2 separate regions of the Homo sapiens genome follow, and region 1 is linked to region 2. Evidence: chromatin loops called from intact Hi-C (ENCODE). Cell type or tissue: ovary. All regions are shown on one strand. Region 1 overlaps MCF2L2 (MCF.2 cell line derived transforming sequence-like 2). Region 2 overlaps MCF2L2 (MCF.2 cell line derived transforming sequence-like 2).

Region 1 (4,000 bases), 64 kb after region 2:
TCTAAGAGGCCGCCGGAGGGCTTCGGAACCAGTGAGCCCACTCAATTCAGCCTGCTCAGTACCCTGTGTGTACTTTATCAGGAAGAAGGTACAGTCCCTCCCTCCCCTATCCGTTTCCCAACCACAGGATCAAAATAACCCGGAAGCATTACCTTTGCATCGAGGGTGAGCAGCAACTCAAACTCGTTGTAAAACTCCTTGGGGCTGAGCAACGGGTACTCCTTGACTGTGCCCAGGAATGTCGCAATGTCGTTCAAGGCGATATCAACCCCTTCTCGAGACTGGCACTTGTCTACAGCTTGGGAAGCCAAGAGGTAGATTCCTGCCTCACACCATTGGCTGACCTTTTGGAAAGAAACAGTGCCCTGTGCACTTCGCCTGACCACAACTCAGAGCCACCGTAATCCTCAGCAGGTCTGAGCTTGTAAGGTGTCTACAAGGATTCCCAGACAATGGGAAATTGTCATGGGACGGCATCGAGTTTAAGGGGTCTAACCACTGTAAATTACACTATGAGGGGGACAAACCCAAACCAGCTGATACCTGTCCACTTCTCAGGGAAGTCACTCGGTCAGCAAAATGAGTCTCTTCCATTAACAGTAATTGCTACATCTCCAGGAGGAGACAGCTAAATATATATTTAATTAAAGACAGGGTTTCACTCTGTCACCCAGGCTGGAGTACAGTAGTGCAATTATGGCTTAATGCAGCCTGGAGAGGTCTACCCCAGGCTCAGGTGATTCTTCCACCTTAGCCTCCTGAGTAGCTGGGACTACAGATGCATGCCACCACACCAGGCTAATTTTTCCTTCCTTCCTCCCTTCCTTCCTTCCTTCCTTCCTTCCTCTTTCTTTCTCTCTGTCTCTCTTTCTTTCTTTCCTTTTTTTGAGACAGGTTTTGGCCATGTTGCCGAGGCTGCTCTCGAACTCCTGGGCTCAAGCAATCCTCCCACCTCGGCCTCCCAAAGTGCTGGGATTACAGGTGTGAGGCACTGCACCCACCCAGCCTTATAGCTAAATATCTCTTAGGCTGGTCTAACCATAGAGAAATGTAATCAATGGCTTTTGGGGTTTACCTGCTAGTCCACTCTTCTTGCATCCGAATTGGTTACCAGAACACAGGGTGATTAATAAGACATTAGACCTGGCCCTTACATTTCCTGGGAGAAGGGCATGTCCCTTTTAACAAAAACACAACTTTCATCTTTGGATTCCCAGGTGATCCCTATTTGCATTTACTGGCGTTTGTCTTTCGTAAGGAAGCAAGAATGCAAAGCTTTGTAACTCAGCACAGCGATACTCAAGAGTTTCTGGATGCTGGGAGGACATTAGATAGGTGATGAGTTCTAATTATTCAATTTTTAAAAAAGACTCATTTTCTTTGCTCTTTTGAACTCCACTGAGACACTTGAACAGAAAGACAGGGAGCCCTTATGCTACCTGAAGAGTTATATGAAAAGAAGTTTCCAGTGCCAATACCTCTGCATTTCCATTTACCATGTGACCTGAAAAGCAATATAAAGTAACTATACAGAGAAAAAAGATCAAAATGCAACACGCCAAAGTGGTTGTCTTTCTAAGTGGGAAAATGATAGGCAACTTAAGTTTTTGTCTTATTTTTTTCCTAGATTATTTACAGTGAATATGTACCACATTTAGAATAATAAAAAATCATAAAGATATTTCAGAATTAATAATTACCATTATGTAGGGATGGGGGATAGTGGGATATGTACGTGCCCATGAGTAACCTTTTTCTTCCTACATTTTTGGATTTCCACAATAATATGAACTCATGCTTTGATATATGCTGTGAAAACTTTCTCTTTACACATCATGCCCAGATCTGCAAAAAACATTAGGCTGGGATTTTCTGTAGAGTTACTATGGCTACTTGCTTTCTCTCTCTCTCTGTCTCCCTCTCTCTCTCTCAAACACACATGCACACACACACACACACACACACACACACCAGGCTTATAATCTCTGGAGCAAAAATGGAGTTGGGAAAACAGCAGCTGATCCCACAGCGAGCTCAGCACACAGAGCAGGCTGCACACCAGCCCCTTCGGAGCTACTTGCTTCTGAAACAACTATATTTCATTGACATTAAAATCCCTTTAGCAATGGGATGAGGTAAGCGCCTGGGTGGGTGCCCCCTGCCATGCAAGAGGAACAGCTGTGGGGATGGAGCATGCTGACTCATTGCCGTCAGCCACATGCTGCCTGGGACCAGCTCACAGGGAAGACTCCAGAAACCGCTGCTCCTGCTGACTGGGAACATACCCTAGAGGTCACCTCCAAAGGGCACCCCTCTCCTTGTGGGCCCCTGGCATGCGCCCTTGCTGTCTATCCTGTGAAGCCTTGGTGTGGAATCTGGCAGGCCTGACTTTAATTCTGGCTTCCCCTGTGTGCACCATGTGTGGTCTTGGGCAGTCATTTACCCCAGGGTTTCTTGGTGACATCCCTGCACCACCTGCACCAGAATCATTTAGACACTTTACTAAAATACTAGTTCCTGGGCAGTATTCCAGACCTATCGACGCTGAGTCTTCAGGGCAGTGCATAAGGGAATCTGCCATATAACAGCTCACTAGGTGATTCTCGTGTGCTACATTTTGAGACCCAGCAGAGTATCAGTTTCTGCCTCTGCACAATGAGGCCATTAATACCTTCCTCAGAGGTTGTCTTGAGGATTATAAATAGATGACATAATTATGTTCCTGGTAGGAATGCAGTAGGTGCTCGATACATGGTAGGGGGTATAAAATGGTTGTTATTACTTAAGCTTCTCCAAAAAGAGTCAAAACCCTTTGCCTTTATATGAGGGAAGCACTCTGCAAATATAGTGCTTGGTTCTCTGTACACCTGAAAGGGAATCAAGAAGTGTTCCCACAGGGCCAAGCCAAAACACACTCTTAAAGTCCGGCTCCACACAGATAGAAATGGGCTTCAGTTAACTTTAATGGGATGTGGTGGGATGGCCAGAGCACTTTTTACCTTCGTGCCAGGTATACTTCTACACCCCAGGATCTGCACAGTTTTTAATGCCTCTCGAACATCTTTTCACATAAAGCACTCAAGCCTCTCAGCAATCACACAAGGAAGGGAGGACGAGTATGATGGAAGCTTCTTCACAGAAAATCTTGCAGACATCATGTTCTTGGCTGTGTTTTGCTCACCTTGTCCAGCTGTCTATGAAACTCTAAGGACTTTCCTAAAATGTCCCATTTTTTCTTGTTTCCATTGATGAAATCGTCACAGAGGTGCCTGAGCTCCACACACCGGGGCCTGATGGCATCTGCTGCATAATGGTGGCTTTGGATGAGCTGGTCCCCAACCAGTGCCAGCAGCTGGGCCTTTTCCAGGGGCTCCTGCAAAGTGAACACCCACAGCCAGGCGTCAGAAGTCAGAGCATCATGAGGCTGAGAGCTGCCTGGTACTGTGTGCTCCAAGCCTGGAGGGAGGCTGTGGAGATGCTAACCCAGGATGAAGGCTGGAGAACCTGAGAAAGCTCGGAATGGTTCCAGGCCCAGGAAGTTAAGCCTGGCCCAGAGTTGTCCACATGCTGAACAACAGCAGTCATTCATTCAAATACCTGTTGAGTTCTGGGCTAGACATCGAGGATATAGTGTTAACAAGCCCAAAATTTTCAGATTAATGGAGAATTCAGATATCAACTAAATTACACAAATCGTTAAATTATTACAATTGCAATAAACTCTAGGGCAGAAAAGCATGGAGTGCACATAATAAGAGATTTTGAATACCCCTATTAACTAAAGGAACAAGAAGAGGGACTGACACCTGTCCTTGAGGAGAGTGGGGGGTGAGCTGAAGTTGAAACACTGGTGAAAATTGGATTTGGACAACTCAAAGGTGGTCATGACACTTAAGAAATATGCTTGTCTAGGCTGGGCGTGGTGGCTCCCACCTGTAATGCCAGCACTTTGGGAGGCCGAGGTGGGCGGATCACCTGAGGTCAGGAGTTCAAGACGCGC
Region 2 (4,000 bases):
GCAGGTGGATCACTTGAGGCCAGGAAATCGAGACCAGCCTGGCCAACATGGTGAAACCCTGTGTCTACTAAAAATACAAAAAATTAGATGGGTGTGGTAGCGCATGCTTGTAATCCCAGCTACTTGGGAGGGTGACGCAGGATAATTACTCGAACCCAGGAGGTGGAGATTGCAGTGAGCCGAGATCACACCATTGCACTCCAGCCTGGGCAACAAGAGTGAAACTCCATCTCAAAAAAAAAATATATATATACATACATATAGATATAGATAGATATATGTGTGTGTGTGTGTATATATATATACATATATATGGTACATACATATAATGATGAAATACCATGCAATTGTTAAAAAGAATGAGGCTGACTAAAACACTGATATGACAGAGGCCAGGTATTTTTAGTGAAAAAACAAAACAAGACGTAGACAAGTAAGCATAGTATGACTATTTGTGTAAAAAATGAATGTGTATGTAGAAATATACGTAAAACTGTATATGCTCAGAAAATTTATGCAAAGAAACTTAACACATTGTTAAAAGTGATTGCTTTTGGAGAGTGGTACTGAAAGCTAAAGTATGGGAAAGGAGAATTTCTACATCTTACTCTATACCCTTCTACAATCTTTTTTAAAGTGAAACATTTACTGCTTTTATAATGGAAAAATAGGGTTTACATAATATTTTAAAATGAATGTTACTGGAGGTAATGATATGTAAACCCTATTTGATAGATATAAATAAATAATACAATTCACATATTTTACAGCTCATTATTCTTTCTTATAATCATTTTTGTGTCTATTTATAAATACTTGTATAAGACAAGACTGATAAACAAGATGTACCACAGAGGATGTAATTTCCGGAAGTCTAAAACTCCCAAAAAGTTACTTAAACATCATACTTTACTAAGTCACTGAGAAAGAGGTTCCTATGCCTTTTATAAATCACCCGGAAACAACAACGGTTTCTATGTCAGAAGGAAGTACAGGCCTCAATACCAATATGTTTCTACGAGCCCTGGCATCAAGTGGGACCACAGCAACAGTTAAGCATTCATGGAAAACCTGAGTACAATCAGCCTCTTATGCCTTCATGAAGCACTGGGCTTAAGCAACTTGGCAAGCTGGCTTCAGGATGCATTGACAATTAAAGGAAGTCAGAAGGCAGAAATAACCAGGAGGTGGACAGAAGTCAAGGTTATTATCCAAAAATGATCTATGAACTTAAGAGACTCTTAGGAGCTTTTAGGACTCTAATACAGGAAAATATTCACATCTCTGAAGGAAAAGAAATCCCTTGGTCATATTCTGGATTACAGTTTGGAAAAAAAGTCTAGAAATCTCATCCAACTGCTTCATTTTACCTGTTGGAGTGCAAGAGATAAAATGCCAAGGATAGGAACTCCACTGAAGAATGTAGGCAAATCAATATTCATTAAATACATTCAAATTAATATATGACTTAAAAAGAGCCCTCACATCAGTGTTAGGCCATTGCTTTTCCTTGCTTCTCTTGTTTTCCTTTCAAATACCTTTATAAAATAGGAGAAAATGTATGACTCTTTTTTTTTTTTTTTTTTTTTTATTATACTCTAAGTTTTAGGGTACATGTGCACATTGTGCAGGTTAGTTACATATGTATACATGTGCCATGCTGGTGCGCTGCACCCACTAATGTGTCATCTAGCATTAGGTATATCTCCCAATGCTATCCCTCCCCTCTCCCCCGACCCCACCACAGTCCCCAGAGTGTGATATTCCCCTTCCTGTGTCCATGTGATCTCATTGTTCAATTCCCACCTATGAGTGAGAATATGCGGTGTTTGGTTTTTTGTTCTTGCGATAGTTTACTGAGAATGATGGTTTCCAATTTCATCCATGTCCCTACAAAGGATATGAACTCATCATTTTTTATGGCTGCATAGTATTCCATGGTGTATATGTGCCACATTTTCTTAATCCAGTCTATCATTGTTGGACATTTGGGTTGGTTCCAAGTCTTTGCTATTGTGAATAGTGCCACAATAAACATACGTGTGCATGTGTCTTTATAGCAGCATGATTTATAATCCTTTGGGTATATACCCAGTAATGGGATGGCTGGGTCAAATGGTATTTCTAGTTCTAGATCCCTGAGGAATCGCCACACTGACTTCCACAATGGTTGAACTAGTTTACAGTCCCACCAACAGTGTAAAAGTGTTCCTATTTCTCCGCATCCTCTCCAGCACCTGTTGTTTCCTGACTTTTTAATGATTGCCATTCTAACTGGTGTGAGATGATATCTCATAATGGTTTTGATTTGCATTTCTCTGATGGCCAGTGATGATGAGCATTTCTTCATGTGTTTTTTGGCTGCATAAATGTCTTCTTTTGAGAAGTGTCTGTTCATGTCCTTCGCCCACTTTTTGATGGGGTTGTTTGTTTTTTTCTTGTAAATTTGTTTGAGTTCATTGTAGATTCTGGATATTAGCCCTTTGTCAGATGAGTAGGTTGCGAAAATTTTCTCCCATGTTGTAAGTTGCCTGTTCACTCTGATGGTAGTTTCTTCTGCTGTGCAGAAGCTCTTTAGTTTAATTAGATCCCATTTGTCAATTTTGTCTTTTGTTGCCATTGCTTTTGGTGTTTTGGACATGAAGTCCTTGCCCACGCCTATGTCCTGAATGGTAATGCCTAGGTTTTCTTCTAGGGTTTTTATGGTTTTAGGTTTAACGTTTAAATCTTTAATCCATCTTGAATTGATTTTTGTATAAGGTGTAAGGAAGGGATCCAGTTTCAGCTTTCTACATATGGCTAGCCAGTTTTCCCAGCACCATTTATTAAATAGGGAATCCTTTCCCCATTGCTTGTTTTTCTCAGGTTTGTCAAAGATCAGATAGTTGTAGATATGCGGCATTATTTCTGAGGGCTCTGTTCTGTTCCATTGATCTATATCTCTGTTTTGGTACCAGTACCATGCTGTTTTGGTTACTGTAGCCTTGTAGTATAGTTTGAAGTCAGGTAGTGTGATGCCTCCAGCTTTGTTCTTTTGGCTTAGGATTGACTTGGCGATGCGGGCTCTTTTTTGGTTCCATATGAACTTTAAAGTAGTTTTTTCCAATTCTGTGAAGAAAGTCATTGGTAGCTTGATGGGGATGGCATTGAATCTGTAAATTACCTTGGGCAGTATGGCCATTTTCACGATATTGATTCTTCCTACCCATGAGCATGGAATGTTCTTCCATTTGTTTGTGTCCTCTTTTATTTCCTTGAGCAGTGGTTTGTAGTTCTCCTTGAAGAGGTCCTTCACATCCCTTGTAAGTTGGATTCCTAGGTATTTTATTCTCTTTGAAGCAATTGTGAATGGGAGTTCACCCATGATTTGGCTCTCTGTTTGTCTGTTGTTGGTGTATAAGAATGCTTGTGATTTTTGTACATTGATTTTGTATCCTGAGACTTTGCTGAAGTTGCTTATCAGCTTAAGGAGATTTTGGGCTGAGACGATGGGGTTTTCTAGATAAACAATCATGTCGTCTGCAAACAGGGACAATTTGACTTCCTCTTTTCCTAATTGAATACCTTTTATTTCCTTCTCCTGCCTGATTGCCCTGGCCAGAACTTCCAACACTATGTTGAATAGGAGCGGTGAGAGAGGGCATCCCTGTCTTGTGCCAGTTTTCAAAGGGAATGCTTCCAGTTTTTGCCCATTCAGTATGATATTGGCTGTGGGTTTGTCATAGATAGCTCTTATTATTTTGAAATACGTCCCATCAATACCTAATTTATTGAGAGTTTTTAGCATGAAGGGTTGTTGAATTTTGTCAAAGGCTTTTTCTGCATCTATTGAGATAATCATGTGGTTTTTGTCTTTGGCTCTGTTTATATGCTGGATTACATTTATTGATTTGCGTATATTGAACCAGCCTTGCATCCCAGGGATGAAGCCCACTTGATCATGGTGGATAAGCTTTTTGATGTGCTGCTGGATTCGGTTTGCCAGTATTTTATTGAGGAT

What was found. A loop is a pair of places that touch in the nucleus more often than their neighbours do. Peaks named below come from ENCODE experiments on the same cell type or tissue, not always from the same donor. Only the 100,000 strongest peaks of a DNase experiment are listed, where the experiment ranks them.
Region 1: a loop joins it to region 2, with 3 times the contacts of the local background. A loop is called at or near these places in 2 of 110 quality-filtered maps.

The regions. Positions count from the first base shown.
Region 1 is chr3:183,296,824-183,300,823 of GRCh38, forward strand. MCF2L2 (MCF.2 cell line derived transforming sequence-like 2) reads right to left here. Exons shown (of 30, transcript NM_015078.4): 11 at 3,182-3,373; 12 at 153-344. Among named protein-coding and RNA genes, the nearest start is that of B3GNT5, 46 kb to the left of the region's middle. RefSeq lists enhancers at 1-563, 2,058-2,352. In ovary, no CTCF peak of the experiment used is centred here; a DNase peak (open chromatin) is centred at 2,188.
Region 2 is chr3:183,233,120-183,237,119 of GRCh38, forward strand. All of the region lies in intron 15 of MCF2L2 (MCF.2 cell line derived transforming sequence-like 2), which reads right to left. Among named protein-coding and RNA genes, the nearest start is that of B3GNT5, 18 kb to the right of the region's middle. RefSeq lists silencers at 789-989, 984-1,197. In ovary, no CTCF peak of the experiment used is centred here; no DNase peak of the experiment used is centred here.